Regions from separate parts of the Homo sapiens genome. Here region 2 is linked to region 1. A link is a loop called in an ENCODE intact Hi-C map of the cell type or tissue named here. Cell type or tissue: dorsolateral prefrontal cortex. All regions are shown on one strand.

Region 1 (8,000 bases):
AGAGATGTATAGAGTTGTGATTTGGAAAGGTGCTTTGCATGCAAAGTTCAGCCTGGTTTTAATGCTAACATCAAGATTCAGGGGCATCTGAAAACTTGATGTGCCTTAATTTTTTCACCTGTAATTTTCCACCTTCCAACTGTAAAATGAAGGCAGTAATATCTACCTTTATGTACCTCTGTTATCTATGTCCATAATGTAGTGGATTGCAACCTGTTTTTAAATTAAAGCAAATGAGATTTCAGTCAGACATAAAGCAGCCCTTTAATCATAAAAATGGTAACGGAAACAGGAAAGATGGAGAAGCGTTGTTTCTGTTCCTTTCGAGGAGATGGTGAATAGCTCTCTGCCCAAAATGGCTTAGTCATTTGTGTACCATCAGGAAAGGGCATAACTTCAGGTTGCTTCTCCTTCACAACAGGAGTTAAGTTGCTGAGGGAAGATTGGCCTTACCTTGGGTGAGTGTGTGTGGAAGTCTTTAGATCTTTGGAACAAAAGCGCTTTATACATTCATGATGAAATTCTTATTTTACTGTTTCCTTTGCTGTGTTATTGTAGATGCCTAATGAAGCTCATTCCACCTTCTCATCCTAGCAGTGGGGGATGTGAATTCTTTTATGTATTGAAGTACCATGACATTTAGTAGGAGAATCATAAATTTCTAAGAAGCAAACTGTTACTGTAGAAACATCATTTAACAAAATCATACTTTGTAAATTCTAAAATACTGGTACCATTGTGTTGATTACTCTTTGCCTGGAAACTGTACTTTTCACATACAGTCCTTTAACTCTCAACACCCCAGCTAAACTATTTGTTAACAGATGAACAGATCATGGAGGATCTGAGAACATTAAATAAGGTACGGTTTGACTTTTTTGATTTATTTGAAAACTCAGGCTTTTGTGGTTTTCTGATTTTGTTTGTTAACATGTTACTTGTTAATCATTATGATACCTTTGACACCTGAAGTTGCACCTGAAATGATTTTCTCTAAGATTTTTTGTTGTTGTTCTTCCTACAGCTTAAGTCACCCAAGAGACCAGGTGAGTGCATGATGTGTTGGCATTTGTGCAACCTTTTTATCATGTTGTTGGAAAAGGGTGTGAATACCTGTCAGGAAATGGTTGCAATTTTCAAAAATGAAATGTTCATCATTTGCCTAAGAGTAGTCATCATGAAAACTGAAGGGGACCTTAACTATACCCCTCCCTGATTTCTTTTTTTTTCATAACCCCTGCTTTGTTGTTTTTATTTTTTTCTTAGGATTTATCATAAAAGAGACATTTGATTGATTGATTGATTTCCTTCTGTGTAGGCATCAGGCATAAGATTTAAGTACACATCCATTTTTGAAAATGAAACCAGAAGGATTTTTAAGTATTACTGGCTTTCTAAAGCCAAGTCCTAGGCAGTTCTGCTCCCGTGGCTTTTCGTGGCCTGACTCTGGTAAGGCATTCCAAGGCTGCTCTGACTCGCAGTTCATAGAAGAGACCAACCAGCTCAGTATTCATAGTTGTTCCTTCCGGAACAGCACTTGAGATCATCAGTGCTAGCTGCCAACTAGAATTCTGAATTGGTGACATCTTTTTTTTGTTTAAAGCACCATGATTACTCGATTACTCGATTACTCACACATCCCTCTACTTACTGAGTCTTGTGGAAGAAAACAAGAGTCTTCTTTTTCTAGGTAATATCTTCCTGGGGGCCACTGCGGTCCACAGACATCCTGACCTTCTGAGGCACGATGGGGAGGGGTGAGGGAGTTGTGTGAGTGTAAAGTTAGTAGTTCTTTAAGTGATTCCTTTTTTTTTTTTTTGGATTATGGAGTCTTGCTCTGTCGCCAGGCTGGAGTGCAGTGGCGTGAACTCGGCTCAGTGCAACCTCCGACTCCCAGGTTCAAGTGATTCTCCTGTCTCAGCTTCCCAAGTAGCTAGGACAACAGGCATGTGCCACCACACCCAGCTAACTTTTGTATTTTTACTAGAGATGGGGTTTCACCATGTTGGCCAGGATGGTCTCATCTGTTGACCTCGTGATTCACCTGCCTCAGCCTCCCAAAATGCTGGAATCACAGGTGTGCGCCACCGCACCCTGCTGAAAACGATTGCATTTTTAAGAGATTTTCATAATACTTGCCCTTTGATCACCAGGGCTTTAGTCCTACTCTAAGTGACCTTATGTATTTGCACATTTGACCTTAATCTTCCTGAAACCCAGGTGTCTCTTCCATTTGAGAGGCTAATCTGCCTTGCCTACTTCCCAGGGTTGCTTTGATGATCAAGTTTAGATGGAATATACAAGAGTTTTGCTGAAATCCCATGCATTATCACTGTAAGGGCTCAGTGATGATTATTACCACATTCTGATAGTGTTTCAATTAAAGCATGTTAACTGGTAGACTCGCATGTGTTTGTTACATTCTTAGTCACGTAAGTATTGGTTTCCTCCAGCATCTCCATCCTCTCCTGAGCACTTGCCTGCAACACCCGCGGAATCTCCAGCCCAGAGGTTCGAAGCTCGGATAGAAGATGGCAAACTGTACTATGACAAAAGATGGTATGTTATGGGAAAACCTGGACTAGTAAGAGTCTCATATGAACCACTTGGAAAGAGGGCTGGGGCTATTGTAGTTATTTCAGATCACGGCTGCTGCTAAACTTACATAGTACTAAAAGTAGAAACCCATTAAAAAATGTATTAGCAGTCATTTAATCAATACTTCCGGTGGATCTTTGAAAGCAGCGTTTCCCAAAACCATGTTCTGCTCCCCTTCCTTCTCCATTCTGGTGTCTCTGTACTAGAATTTGCAGGCTGGTATCTTGTGTGGTACCCCTGCCAACTGGGGCTGGGGTGTATGTCCCCCCTCTGACCCCTCTTACCTCTGCTCCTGTGTGCTAAGGTTAATAGGTGCTCTTCGGATTAAAGGATTTTGTGGTCAAATCAGTTTGGGGGATGATCATGTTAATTAAGATAAGTGGGTTGCTCCCTTGTAGTACCCTTTGGGTCCTGCGATATGCTAATGTACACTGTGAATTTCTAAGATGTTATTAGATGTTTTTTGATGACACATACCCTTTTTTCTTACATGATCCAGCTGCAAAAGTGGTCAAGGACACTTGCTTGGGGGAACTGTATCCTAAAACATTCCTAGTTTGTTTTTTGTTTTTTGAGACGGAGTCTTGCTCTGTCGCCAGGCTGGAGTGCAGTGGCGTAATCTCGGCTCACTGCAACCTCCGCCTTCCAGGTTCAAGCGATTCTCCTGCCTCAGCCTCCCGAGTAGCTGGGATTGCAGGCACCCGCCACCATGCCCAGCTAGTTTTTGTATTTTTAGTAGACACGAGGTTTCGCCATGTTGGCCAGGTTGGTCTCGAACTCCTGACCTCACATGATATTACTGCCTTGGCCTCCCAAAGTGCTGGGATTACAGGCATGAGCCACTGTGTCCTGCATTCCTGGTTTACATTGAAGACTCTTTGAAACGTTCAGACCGCCTAGCATTTTTCATTGGAAAGGTAATGGCAAAACAGTATGAAAGAACCTTAAAAGCTCATACTTTTGTTCATTCAACAAACATTTCTTCTGTTCTGTATTACGCTTTCTGCTAGATATGAAATGGATACTGCCATCATTTCTCAGGTCTTTTCATTCTGATATATTTCTTTTTATTCTTTATCCATATGCAGGCATAGTCTATTCATTCTAAGGCATAGTGGACATACGGTTTGCTTTGCCTTTCTGTTTGGTTATATTGAGAATGTTTTTCTGGGTTACTGTAAGGTGTCTCATTATCATTTATAATGGCTATATAATGACCCTTTGAGTTTCAGTATCTAACCAAAAGTTCCAAAATTGGGGTAATGATTATTTATTTTGAATTCTTAAAAAAACCCAGCATTGTGTTAGGTTGGTTACCCGATAACATTGTACTTGTCAAAAATGCTTAGGGTTCTAGTCATGGCCGAAGTAAATCATTTCCACCTATTAAGTTGCAGTGAGTTAATTGCCCAGTAGATGCTGGAGGCTGGCTTTATCTCTAAGGCTGATCTTGATGACTTCTTCCCCTCTGAGTTGGTGTTCTTTGGCATTCTTCAGAAAGGTCGGTTTGTGTTATATCTTAACATTATGTCTCAGAACACATCGCCACTAGGTGGCAGGCTCTAACAGCTTAACACTGAGAAGGGCAAAATGAGATGAAAAATGTTTCTAATAATGAAAACCAAATAACCTTTAAAGATCAAGCCCACACATAAGAACCATCTTTGAAAATGATGAGATTTATCACTAACATTTTTACAAATCTATGAGTCTTAAAGCCATGTGATATTTCCAGTGATGTTCATTTTGTAATTGTGTTGCTTTGAATCTTCCTCTTTCTAAGCTTAATCCTCAGACTTTACGAGACATGTCTTGAGGGTGAAAATGCAGTAAAATAAAATTCTTGTTTTTTTAAAGAAGAGATCCACAATGTCTGGTGTTTCCTAATGTAAACAAAATGATCAGATTTGATGTGTTAGAACTCCTAAGCATTTTGAAGGAATTTTCACCATCTTTCTTACATTAACAGCAGAAATTTAGAAAATAATGTCACTGGATGCATTTTACTTTTTCAGTGAAATTGAAATTGCTTATTCTCTTGTTAAATATACTTTGAGAATGTTGTTTTTTTTCTCTATTCTGTATACTTTTCATTTTTGGCCTTGGCAGTCAGAGATCATAATGCAGTTGTTGAAGGTGGGTCTCCCTCTTCCCCAATGACAATTGAAAAGTGTTCCTGGGAATACTGGCTGAGGTGTTCACTGGTGCAGTGCCAGCCTCTCCCATCTCACCAGGCTCATGTTTGGCTTTTGTATCAGTTTGGAGGTTTTGTTTTTCTTTCTTTGGCAGACGTGGCCTGTGGCTGAGAGGTCAGCTACATTGCTTTATGCTCTTTCCAGAGGGTATGGAGTATTTTGGTGCAGCCGTATTTTTGGCAGAAGATGTCTTCCTGAGTTTTAAATGACTTCAGCAAAACAAATGGGATTCAGGCATCGCATCTTGGTGTGAATACTTGCCAAGCTCCCTTTCATTTTGAAAGATAAGGATCTTCCCTTTGCCTTGGTCTTATACTGCTTTTAAGGCATTCTATATCATGCTATGTAAATTTGCCTCACATTTTGATTTGGACTAATGATCTCTCAAAAAATACTGTGAAAAAGTAGCTGATATTTGAAAATAACTAATTGATGGTACGGGTGGACTTCTGTTTTTCTCTCCTTGTTTTAAATCTGGGGCTGCCTGTGAGTCAGAAACGAAGCCACCCACTTGCTCAAGAGCATTTTCCCCTTCAGCCTTCGGTCGACACAAAAGACTTAAAACAGTGAATATTTACCAGTAGAATTGGGACTCCTTGAGGTTCTGTAGCTATAACGTGGACTCACTTATTGGGGAAATAAAGTGTTAATACCAGGATTCTCAGTAGGATACAAAATTAAATTAATTTTCCTACCTCCTCGCCCCACTTTTGTGTCCACCTTCTTAAGAAATTGCTTTTCGAAAATAGTACAGTAGTGGTAATTTCTAGTTTTGTTCGGTTTAATAGTAGAGGTTCAAAGCTTTAAGAACTTAATTGTAGAGATTCCCAGGTCAGAATTTCCATTAGTTACAAAGTAATAGAGTCAGTTTGACATTTGGGGCTTAGTCTTTGAGGCTATTTAAATATCTTTTTTCAGCAGCTGAGTTGCAGCTTGTAAAACAGGTTAATTGGCCTAAAAAAAAAACGCACATTTTTACTACCCTGTTGATGTTGCTTCGTAGCACATTTTATATCTAAACATATTTTTAAATTTCTTCCCCCCCCTTTGATTTTTCTTTAGAAATTAAAAAGTAAATTCTTATGTTAAGGTTGTCACATACTTCTTGGTTTCATCTTTAACCGCCCCCGCCCCCCCATATGAACACTTCATTTTTTATTTTTTTGAGACAGGGTCTCACTGTCCCCCAGGCTGGCATGCAGTGGTGTGATCATAGCTCACTGGAGCCTTGATCCCCCTGGCTCAAGCGATCTTCCCACTTTGGCCTCCCGAGTAGCTGGGACTACAGTCCTCCATTACCATGCCTGGCTAATGTTTTTTTGATTTTTAGTAGAGATGAGGTCTTGCTATGTTGCCCAGGCTGTCCTCAAACTCCTGAGCTGAAGTGATCCTCCTGCCTCAGCCTCCCAAAGTGCTGGGATTACAGGTATGAGCCCTGAACACTTTAATATCTAAGGACTTATCTTTTCAGAGAATTCAAATAATTTAATAGATTTGGTATCTAGGGATAATGGTTCCCCCAAGACATCGTGTAGTGCATGAGGATCCCTTGAAGGTCTCAGAGACTGCGGTTCAGGAGGGACCTGGTGATCAGTTGGTTTGGAAGTTGGCTGCTTTGGGAAGCATGTTGGCCACCTCTACTTTGGAGCAAATAGGGACCAATGGTGGACATTCAGGCCACCACCATTCAGTGATTCCAAAGGAGGCGGATCTGGGAGGTGGCCACATTCCCAAGTTCCAGACCACTTCCCAGAGGTAATAGACCAGCTTGCATTGTTTACTCTGGGTGTTCGCTTTTAAGTCAGTTGAATTTCTTGGGTTTGGGTTCTAAGTACCACTGAAGGAAAATACAATGCATCTCATGAGAATTGTTGGAATAGCCTTCCAGAGTCAGCTGTTTTCTTTAAAAGACCTTTGTGAGGATATGATACATGGATACACATGTAACATGTATATGTGTTATTTTTGGTTTTTTTTTTTTTTTTGAGACAGAGTCTCGCTCTGTCGCCCAGGCTGGAGTGCAGTGGCGCAATCTTGGCTCACTGCAGACTCCGCCTCCCAGGTTCAAGCGATTCTCCTACCTCAGCCTCCTGAGTAGCTGGGACTACAGGCACACGCCAATATGCCTGGCTAATTTTTTGTATTTTATTTATTTATTTATATTTTTTGAGACAGAGTCTCGCACTGTCACCCAGGCTGGAGTGCAGTGGCGCCATCTCAGCTCACTGCAACCTCCGCCTCCCGAGTTCAAGCTGTTCTCTCCCTCAGCCTCCCAAGTAGCTGGGACTACAGGCACCCGCCACCACGCCCAGCTAATTTTTGTATTTTTAGTACAGACGGGGTTTCACCATGTTCGCCAGGATGGCCTCTATCTCCTGACCTCGTGATATACCCGCCTCGGCCTCCCAAAGTGCTGGGATTACAGGCGTAAGCCACTACGCCTGGCCAATTTTTTGTATTTTAGTAGAGACGGGGTTTCACCTTGTTGCCCAGGCTGGTCTCGAACCCCTGAGCTCAGGCAATCCACCCACCTTGGCCTCCCAAAGTGCTAGGATTACAAGCATGAGCCACCATACCTGGCCAGTTTTTTTTTTTTTTTTGAGACAGAGTCTCGTTCTTCCAGCCAGGCTGGAGTGCAGTGGCATGATCTCAGCCCACTGCAGTCCCTGCCTCCTGGGTTCAAGCAATTCTTGTGCTTCAGCCTCCCGAGTACCTGGGATTACAAGCGCACACCACCATGCTGGCTAATTTTTGTAATTTTAGTAGAGATGGGGGTTTCACCATGTTGGTCGGGCTGGTCTTGAACTCCTGACCTCAAGTGATCCACCCACCTCGGCCTCCCGCAGTGCTGGGATTACAGGCGTGAGCCACTGCACCCAGCTGTAACATGTGTATGTTTTATCATAAACACAGGAACATAGTTGACATAGTTTTTTTTGGTTTTTTTTTTTTTACCTACCAGTATATGGAGCATGTTTCCACACTCGTAATATTCTACACCACATCCATGACCTTTCTTTATTAAAGTGTTTAGAAAGTTGTATCAGAATGACTTGAGGGTAGTTGCATTTTGTTTTGTGTCTTTATCTCTTTAATAACTTACAGTCCCTTTAGAACAACTGTGAGTATTCTCCCTCTGTATTTTTATTTTAACCATTACTCAAGACATGACTGTTTACATAGGAGAGCTGGCTCAGATGTGAGAGA
Region 2 (8,000 bases), 1.0 Mb after region 1:
GGAAGTAATACATTTTAAAAAGTGATGTACCTTTTGATACATTTTTTTAAACCATTTGAAAATACTACTTGCTTTAAAAAAACTAAAGTAATAAAAAATGAAATGACAGAAAACTCAGTGCTCCATCTTCAGTCCTTCACTGGGCCCTCACCCCTAAGCTGATTTTGCCGAAATGGCTTCTCAACAGCATTACCAGCTTCAGGAATGTTCTCTCCTGCCTCGTGACATCAGGAAAACCTTCATCACCACACCCCAATACACACACACACACAGGCACACACACACATCCCATACTCTGCATTCCAACCATTCCAGCTCCTTCTGGTTCCTTCTGTCTGAAACACCTATAGGGCAGAAAAAGTAAAACCCTTTACCTCACCCATCACAGTTCTTGGATGATATCCCCATAACAAAAGACGTATTAATGAAAGAAAAGCATAACAATTTTTTTTGAGACAGAGTCTCGCTCTGTCACTCGGGCTGCAGTGCGGTGGCGCGATCTCAGCTCACTGCAGCCTCTGCCTCCCCAGCTCAAGCAATTCTCCTGCCTCAGCCTTCTGAGTAGCTGGGACTACAGGCACGCACCACTACACTCAGCTAATTTTTGTATTTTTTTTTAGTAGAGACAGGGTTTTGCCATGTTGGCTAGGCTGGCCTCAAGTGATCCCCACACCTCAGCCTCCCAAAGTGCTGGGATTACTGGCATGAGCCACTGCGCCCGGCCACATTTATTTTTTTAACCGAAGTTTTACATAACATGGGAGCCTTCAGAAATGGAGACCCAAAGACCAAGGGAAAACTGTGTTTTTATGCTAAGTCTGATGAGAAGAGTGGATAGTTGTAGAGAAACGTGATTGGACAAAAAGGGGTGTTATCTAAAGGTAGTAAACCTAAGGGGAGGTGTGCTTAGGAAGGCATGTTTGTTCAGATTCTTTTCTGTGTCTCTGTAAGACATTTTTCCCCCAGGTATGGGACCAGAAACATGTCACATAGAACCATCAGGATGGAAGGGAGGAGGCCAGACAGTAGCCTTTCTAGGTTTTATGGCTTGCTTTGGGAGAGCGAAATTCTAGTTTCTGTGAGCCAGCTTGGGGGTGAAAAGCCTCGTTCATGTTCTGAACCCGGGAGGCGGAGGCTGCAGTGAGCCGAGATCACACCACTGGACTCCAGCCTGGGCAACAGAGCGAGACTCCATCTCAAAAAAAGAAAAAAATTGTTATGCTTTTCTCTCATTAATATGTCTTTTGTTATGGTGATGTCATCCAAGACCCTTGTGATGGGTGAGGTAAAAGGTTTTACTTTTTCTGCCCTATAGGTGTTTCAGACAGAAGGAACCAGACAGAGCTGGTTCTCACCTTGGGGGTGAGAAATTCCAGTTTCTATGACCTTCTCGGGAGAGAAAGAGGAGAGGTGGAAAGAAAGTCAGAGAGACCTTGTTTCTGAGCCTGTTCCCATCTCTTTCCATCCAAAATACTTAGCATGCCAAGGCACCATGTTTTGGGGTATCATGTTCTGAGCCCCGATACACCCTTTCCCCCAAGTTTTGTGTTCAGCACAGTCTGAATCGCTGCCAACAACCCTTCCAGCCCCCACACGGTTTGATGCCTGCACTTTCCTACATTGTAGTTAAGTGTCTCCTACTAGACCACCAGATCCCTGAGGAAAGGATGGCCCCTTGTTCAGCACCACATCCTCAGATATTTTCTAACTCCTAATAGATATTTAAGAAATATGTGAGCTGCTCTTGCCCCTCACTGAGCCTCAAAAGGTAATCCATGTAAATTTCCATCGAATGGCATCCAGGGGACAGCATTGTAGAATTCATATCCCAGCATCTCTGGTGTCACACTAAAGCTCAGCCCAAGAGTCAAGCTTCATCCAGCCCCAAGCAGCTCTCCTGAATCTTGGCTCTTTTCTCTTTCACCAGTGGCTTAAGCTCAGCTCTGCTTCTGCTCTTCACATTAAAAAAAAAAAATGAGGTTAAAAGTTATTAGCCAATGGGAGGCTGTGTTTCTTTGGACCTTCAGGGGGTTCACTTGATTGTTGCAGAGATGTCAACTTTATCTTCTTCCAGGGAGAGAGAAAACGGATGGAAGCCACTTGGGGGCTTAACCACCAACACACATCCTTCTTATCAGGACATTGGCAATATGAAAGGATACTTTCTTAGGTCACTCTTTGTTTCATTTATCCAGGATGAATTGCCAAATAAATTTTTTCATTTCCAAGAAAGGAAGTAAACTGTGGTGTAATATGCAATAAACAGAGCCCTGCAGCCAACAGGATACGTTTAAACTTCTGGTTCTAGCCCTCACTCACTCGCTGGGTGACCTCTGGCAAGTTATTTAACTTCTCTGGGTCTCGGTTCTCTTAATCAGAAAATAGAGATAATCATGCTATCAACTTTTGGAGTGGCTGTGAATATTTAATGAGAAAAGACAGGTAAAGCCCCCCACCCCCCCCCACCCCCCCATGCAGGAATGGTAATGGGGCACATTGATGCTGCTGTTCCTTACTGGGTCTGTGGCAGACATTGCTAATCAATCACAGATACTTCTTCTGATAAGACTGGACTGGAGGACACTCCAGACAGAATGACTACTCGTGGGTAGATTGAAGCTAGCGCTCAGATTGGAGCCCATTTGCCATCTCAAGCCTCCCGCATTTCCAGACACGCCATTTGCAAGGTTCACGATACAGAATAGAGTGGTTGTCACATCCCGGGGCTCCTGTTTCCTGAAGCTCCTCCAGGACTTTGAACAGCAGCCGCTAGCCCATCGTACAGATTCCCATTAGCTCCCAGGGTCTGACAGCTGGACTGCTGGCCCCTCATACCTAGTCTTTCAAAAGAGCTTATGAGATTAATGCATTTGATTAATTTTTTTAACTGGGTGGATAACACATTGGCTGTTGGCATGCCAGCTCAGTCTCAGGGCTGCTGGGGGCTCATTGATGCTGGCAGCCAATTTCCATTTCAATCAAGTGAGAGAAGAGGGAGGCAGAGAAAGAGATTAAAAGAAACCAGGACTTGATTGAAAGCTATGGCATCTAGCGCCACCTACTGTTATATCGCTGCATCGCTACTTTTGCTGACCATCGGGTCACTGACAGTCTTGCTCGGCCCTTAAGGCATCGCGGGGGGAACATTTTCGTGATCTCACACAAGTTATATTTTTCATTCATAGCTCATAATTGATTCAATGTGTATAAACTACAGGTACTCCTGGTATAGTGAGAGTAATAGTGACATTTCCTTGGCTTGTTTTGGTTCACAAAGCCCTGTGTACCAAGTGGGCCTCTCAGCATCCTCATGGCCCCTGCATGAAGATTAGGCAGTGCCAGGTGGGAGCCCGGAGGTACACAAGAGATGACTTTCTTCGGGTCACGCAGGTGTGGTGCATGGAGAGGGGATTCCGACTCCACATTCTTTTCTCCTGAATCCGTCCCTTGTCCACCTCTGCTCCCCCAGCCCACCTTGGGGCCTGGCTCCTCAAGCCCCTCAGAGAGCAGTCCCCACTCCATATGTGCCAGTGCGTAATGGGGATTTTACTGAAGGGTTCACAGAAGAGAGGGAGAAGGTTACATTGCACCTCACACAGGAAAAAACAATAATACAGTCCTTTAGCTGCTTGTGGGTTCTTTTCTGGATGTCAGTTCCCCCTCCCTCACCTCTTCTCCCAGGCCCCCTCCTAACCCTGCACTGTCTATCACTCTGGTTTGCTTTTTTTTAGATGGTATCTCACTCTGTCACCCAGGCTGGAGTGCAGTGGTGCGATCTTGGCTAACCACAACCCCTGCCTCCTGGGTTCAAGCGATTCTTCTCCCTCAGCCTCCCAAGTAGCTGGGATTACAGGCACGCACCACCACACCCAGCTACTTCTTTTCTTTGTAGAAGAGAGGGGATTTCACCGTGTTGGCCAAGCCGGTCTCTAACTCCTGACCTCAAGAGATCTGCCTGCCGCAACCTCCCAAAGTGCTGGGATTACAGGTGTGAGCCACCACGCCCGGCCACTCTTGTCTTTATTAGCTGGAGCCATCCTCACTGTGTGTCTCCCTCAACCCTCTTCATACTCACCTTCCTTCTCAGCAAACCCTTCTTTAAAAACAGGAAGGATTTAAGAAAGAAAATAGTGGAATAATGTCTTTCCTTCCAGTTCAAAGGATGGGAAGACTGAATTTTCAGGGAGGCTTAATGGCTGAGGACTCAAGTTTTTTGTCTTGTTTTGGTTTTTGTTTTTATTTCATTTTGTTTTGTTTTTAGAGACAGAGTTTTACTCTGTTGCCCAGGCTGGAGTGCAATGGTGCAATCATAGCTCACCACAACCTCAAACTCTCGAGCTTAAGTGATCCTCCTGCCTCAGCCTCCTGAGTAGCAAGGGCTACAGGTGCATGCCACCATGTCCAGCTAATTGTTTTGTTTTTTGTAGAGAGAGAGGTCTCACTATGTTGCCCAGGCTGGTCTCAAACGCCTGGCCTCAACTGATCCATCTTGCCCTCCCAAAGTTCTGGGATTACAGGCATGAGCCACCACACCTGGCCTGAAACCTAGTTTTAAATGCAGGAAGACCAGGGTTCTCATCCTGGTTCTGACCACTGACCAATTGTGTAACCTTGAACAACTTCATCTATTCTTCCATTTCTCCTTCTGTAAAAGGGACAGTTATTTTTTAATAACCATCTCATTGGTTTGTTGGAAGAAGTAAATGAGATTGATAATGCAAAATGCTTAGCACAGTGCTGATGTGTAGCAATTCTTCAATAATTTGTCAGTTTCGGTGACTTAGCCTCACCTTTTTTTCCACTCACTGATTAAAGGGAGATTCCATTCACTTAGACTAAAATGCAAATAGTGTATCTCTCCAGAGTTGTGCAGCGTCCAACCTGTGCATCCTTATATGACAGCCTGCCAGGCTTACAGAGACCAAGGAATGCATCACAGCAAAGAGTTAAAGGATAAACCACAGCTAACAAATTGAAAGTGAACTGATAGCACAAAAGCATCCTAGGAAAAAAGGGCAGCAGGTGCAAAGACCCTGTGATCAGAATGAGCAAGACACTTAAGGGAGGCTCACTGGCTAGACCATAGAGATCAGGACAGTGGAGCAATGCAAGATCACACTGAAGGCAGGAGCTAGATCACAGAGCTGTGTAGTTCCCATCAAGGATTTTGGACTTTAGTCTAAAAACAATAAGGAAAATTTTAGGCAATGGAGTCATGGGATTGGGTGTGCATTTTGGAAGGGTCAGCTATGTGGACAATGGACAAGGAAAACAAGAATGGAGGAGAGAGGTCATCGGAGGCTGTGTCTGTTGTCCAGGTGGCTTGCAGCAGCGTGGGAATGACACTGGTGGGAAGACAATGGAGGGAAAAGACTGGAGAGCTCTCTAGGAAGCAAAGTCAACAACTTGGTAAATTAGCTCAGGGCTTAGTAAACTTTTTCTGGAAAGGGCCAGATGGTAACATTCTAGGCTGTGCAGCCTCTGAAATAACTACTAAACTTCGCTGTTATAACAGGAAAACATCCACAGACAGTAATAAGCACATGGGTGTGACTGTGCCCAATAAAACTGTAATATACAAAAGCCAGCTGCAGGCTGTAGTTTGCTGATCCCTGGATTAGATAAGGGGAGGGGAGGGTATCAAGGATTGGAGGGTACTGAGCTCTCCCACTTCCTGTCTCTGTGACCTTGAATAATTGACTTAACCTCTCAGATACTGGGTTTCCTTTCCAGGAAAACAGGAATAAGGATTCCTTATAGGGTTGGCATGAGGATTAAATAAGGCAGTGTTGGCGAGGCGTAGTGGTTCACGCCTGTAATCCCAGCATTCTAGGAGGCCAAGGCAGGCGGATCACCTGAGGTCAGGAGTTCGAGACCAGCCTGACCAACATGGAGAAACCCATCTCTACTAAAAATACAAATTAGCCGGGCGAGGTGTTGCATGCCTGTAATCCCAGCTACTCAGGAGGCTGAGGCAGGAGAATTGCTTGAACCCAGGAGGCAGAGGTTACAGTGAGCCGAGATCACACCATTGCACTCCAGCCTGGGAAACAAGAGCAAGACTCTGTCTCAAATAATAATGATAATAATAATAAGGCAGTGTCTGCTGTGGGACAAACAGGGAGGTCTCATTCATGAACACACTCCAGTGAGGAATATCCAGCTACATTCAAAATGGCCATCAAGGGTAGAAAATGAAGTTCTTTATTACTGAGGCCCTTACACAAAGAACAAATAGAACTTACACAGAAAAATTGGAATCTTTAGGAAGGGGAAAAAAATCCCTGCTGATTACAGCTTTCCTCACACAGCTCAATAGATTTTTTTTTACTTCAAAACAACTCTATAGGTGGGAAGAGGGCTCCAGCCTGAAGCAGGACTGAAGAACAGATAAATTGCATGGCATTAAATAGAATGCTTATTTTGCTGGTTATCTTTTTCTTTCAGGTGCCCTGAGTTTTTTCAAAAATTTCCCCACAAATCAAGGGTTGGGCCAGGATTTAGAATGGAGTCTTTATAAAGAGATTCCCGGCCGGTCGACGTGGCTCATGCCTGTAATCCCAGCACTTTGGGAGGCTGAGATGGGCAGATCACCTGAGGCCAGGAGTTTGAGACCAGCCTGACCAACATGGTGAAACCCCATCTATACAAAAAAATACAAAATTATTCGGGCATGGTGGCACATGCCTGTAATCCTAGCTACTTGGGAGGCTGAGGCAGGAGAATTGCTTAAACCTGGAGGCAGAAGTTGCAGTGAGCCAAGATCGCGCCATTGCACTCCAGCCTGGGCAACAAGAGCGAAACTCTGTCTAAAAAAAAGAAAAAAAGAACATTCCCACCCCTCCCCTCATCAAAGTTTAACTCAGTAGTGTTCTCAATTGAGGGTGATTCTGCTTCCCAGAGGACACTTGGCAATGTCTGGAGACATTTTTATTGTTGTAACTTGCAGGAGAGATGCTACATTGTATGATGTACAAGAAAATCCCCCACAACAAATAGCGATTTGGTCCCAAACTTCAGTCATCCTGAGGAAGAGAGATCTTGTTAACCAGCCTGGGATGTTGCCTGGAGGAGGAAATGGTTTATCTTTACTTTTTGGAATACATCAGCAAGATTTTTCTTTCTACCCCCCTTTTTCCTTTTTCTCTTACTTTATCTCTTTTATTGGCTTTTGGCTGACAGGCAGGCATACAATCCTCCTTCCCAGAGCACCCAATTTCCTTTTATGGAGTTACTTCTGCTCTATTAGATACAATCAGGCTCTGTCCCCCTAGTTATTTAACTAGTACCTGGTCCTGAGCAGGTGCATAGTGGCCCCAGAGAGCCCAGTAAAGGAAGTGGTTAAGGTGTGACCTTAATTAAGTCCTCAAGAAGAGGTACTGACATAGCCAGGGCCTCAACACTTAGCCAAAACAAACAAATCAACCAAAAAACTATGACAGGTGGTGACTTGTAGGTTCTGCTGGGCCACAATTTCTCCAGCCTCAGGGGCATGGGTCCTACCTTTGTTTCCCAACTTCATCCAAGCTCCCACCCTGAATGTCAGCAAGAAGCCCAGACCCTTCCTTTATTCCCAAAGCACGGCTTCCATAAGGCAGTCCTGCTTCACTGACATTTACGGAAGACCCAAGCAAATTAACTGCAGCAAAGGAAAACCTGAAACTGGGGTTTCAGTCACTTCATATTTTTTCCCTAACTTGTAAAAGATTGTAGAAGATTCCAAACCTACAGAAAGTTTGCAAAAATAGTACAACAGGCAGTCAAATACCCTTAACTTAAATTCACAATGTTATCTTTTTGTCATGTTTTTAACATGTTTCCATATTTTTCATATGTATGTATGTATGCATACATGTGTGTATATATGTATGTATGTACTATATATATAATATGTGTGTATATTTACAATTTTTTAAGCTGAGCCTCTTGAAAGTCAGTTACAGACACTTCACACCTAAACACTTCAGCATGTATTACCGAAGGACATTCTCCTTCATAGT

Evidence for each region. Hi-C counts contacts between places; a loop is a spot of excess contacts. Peaks named below come from ENCODE experiments on the same cell type or tissue, not always from the same donor. Only the 100,000 strongest peaks of a DNase experiment are listed, where the experiment ranks them.
Region 2: it touches region 1 in a loop (8-fold over the local background); 25 of 110 quality-filtered maps call a loop at or near these places.

Annotation. Positions count from the first base shown.
Region 1 is chr12:118,400,959-118,408,958 of GRCh38, forward strand. It overlaps SUDS3 (SIN3A corepressor complex component SDS3), which reads left to right. Exons shown (of 12, transcript NM_022491.3): 8 at 801-862; 9 at 1,025-1,046; 10 at 2,454-2,559. Among named protein-coding and RNA genes, the nearest start is that of SUDS3, 28 kb to the left of the region's middle. RefSeq lists an enhancer at 4,040-4,089. In dorsolateral prefrontal cortex, CTCF peaks have their summits at 4,160 (motif pointing right) and 4,364; a DNase peak (open chromatin) is centred at 4,133; H3K27ac peaks cover 3,173 bases.
Region 2 is chr12:119,410,309-119,418,308 of GRCh38, forward strand. All of the region lies in intron 1 of CCDC60 (coiled-coil domain containing 60), which reads left to right. All of the region lies in intron 2 of PRKAB1-AS1 (PRKAB1, TMEM233 and CCDC60 antisense RNA 1), which reads right to left. Among named protein-coding and RNA genes, the nearest start is that of CCDC60, 80 kb to the left of the region's middle. In dorsolateral prefrontal cortex, CTCF peaks have their summits at 3,054 (motif pointing left) and 3,262; a DNase peak (open chromatin) is centred at 3,073; H3K4me3 peaks cover 497 bases.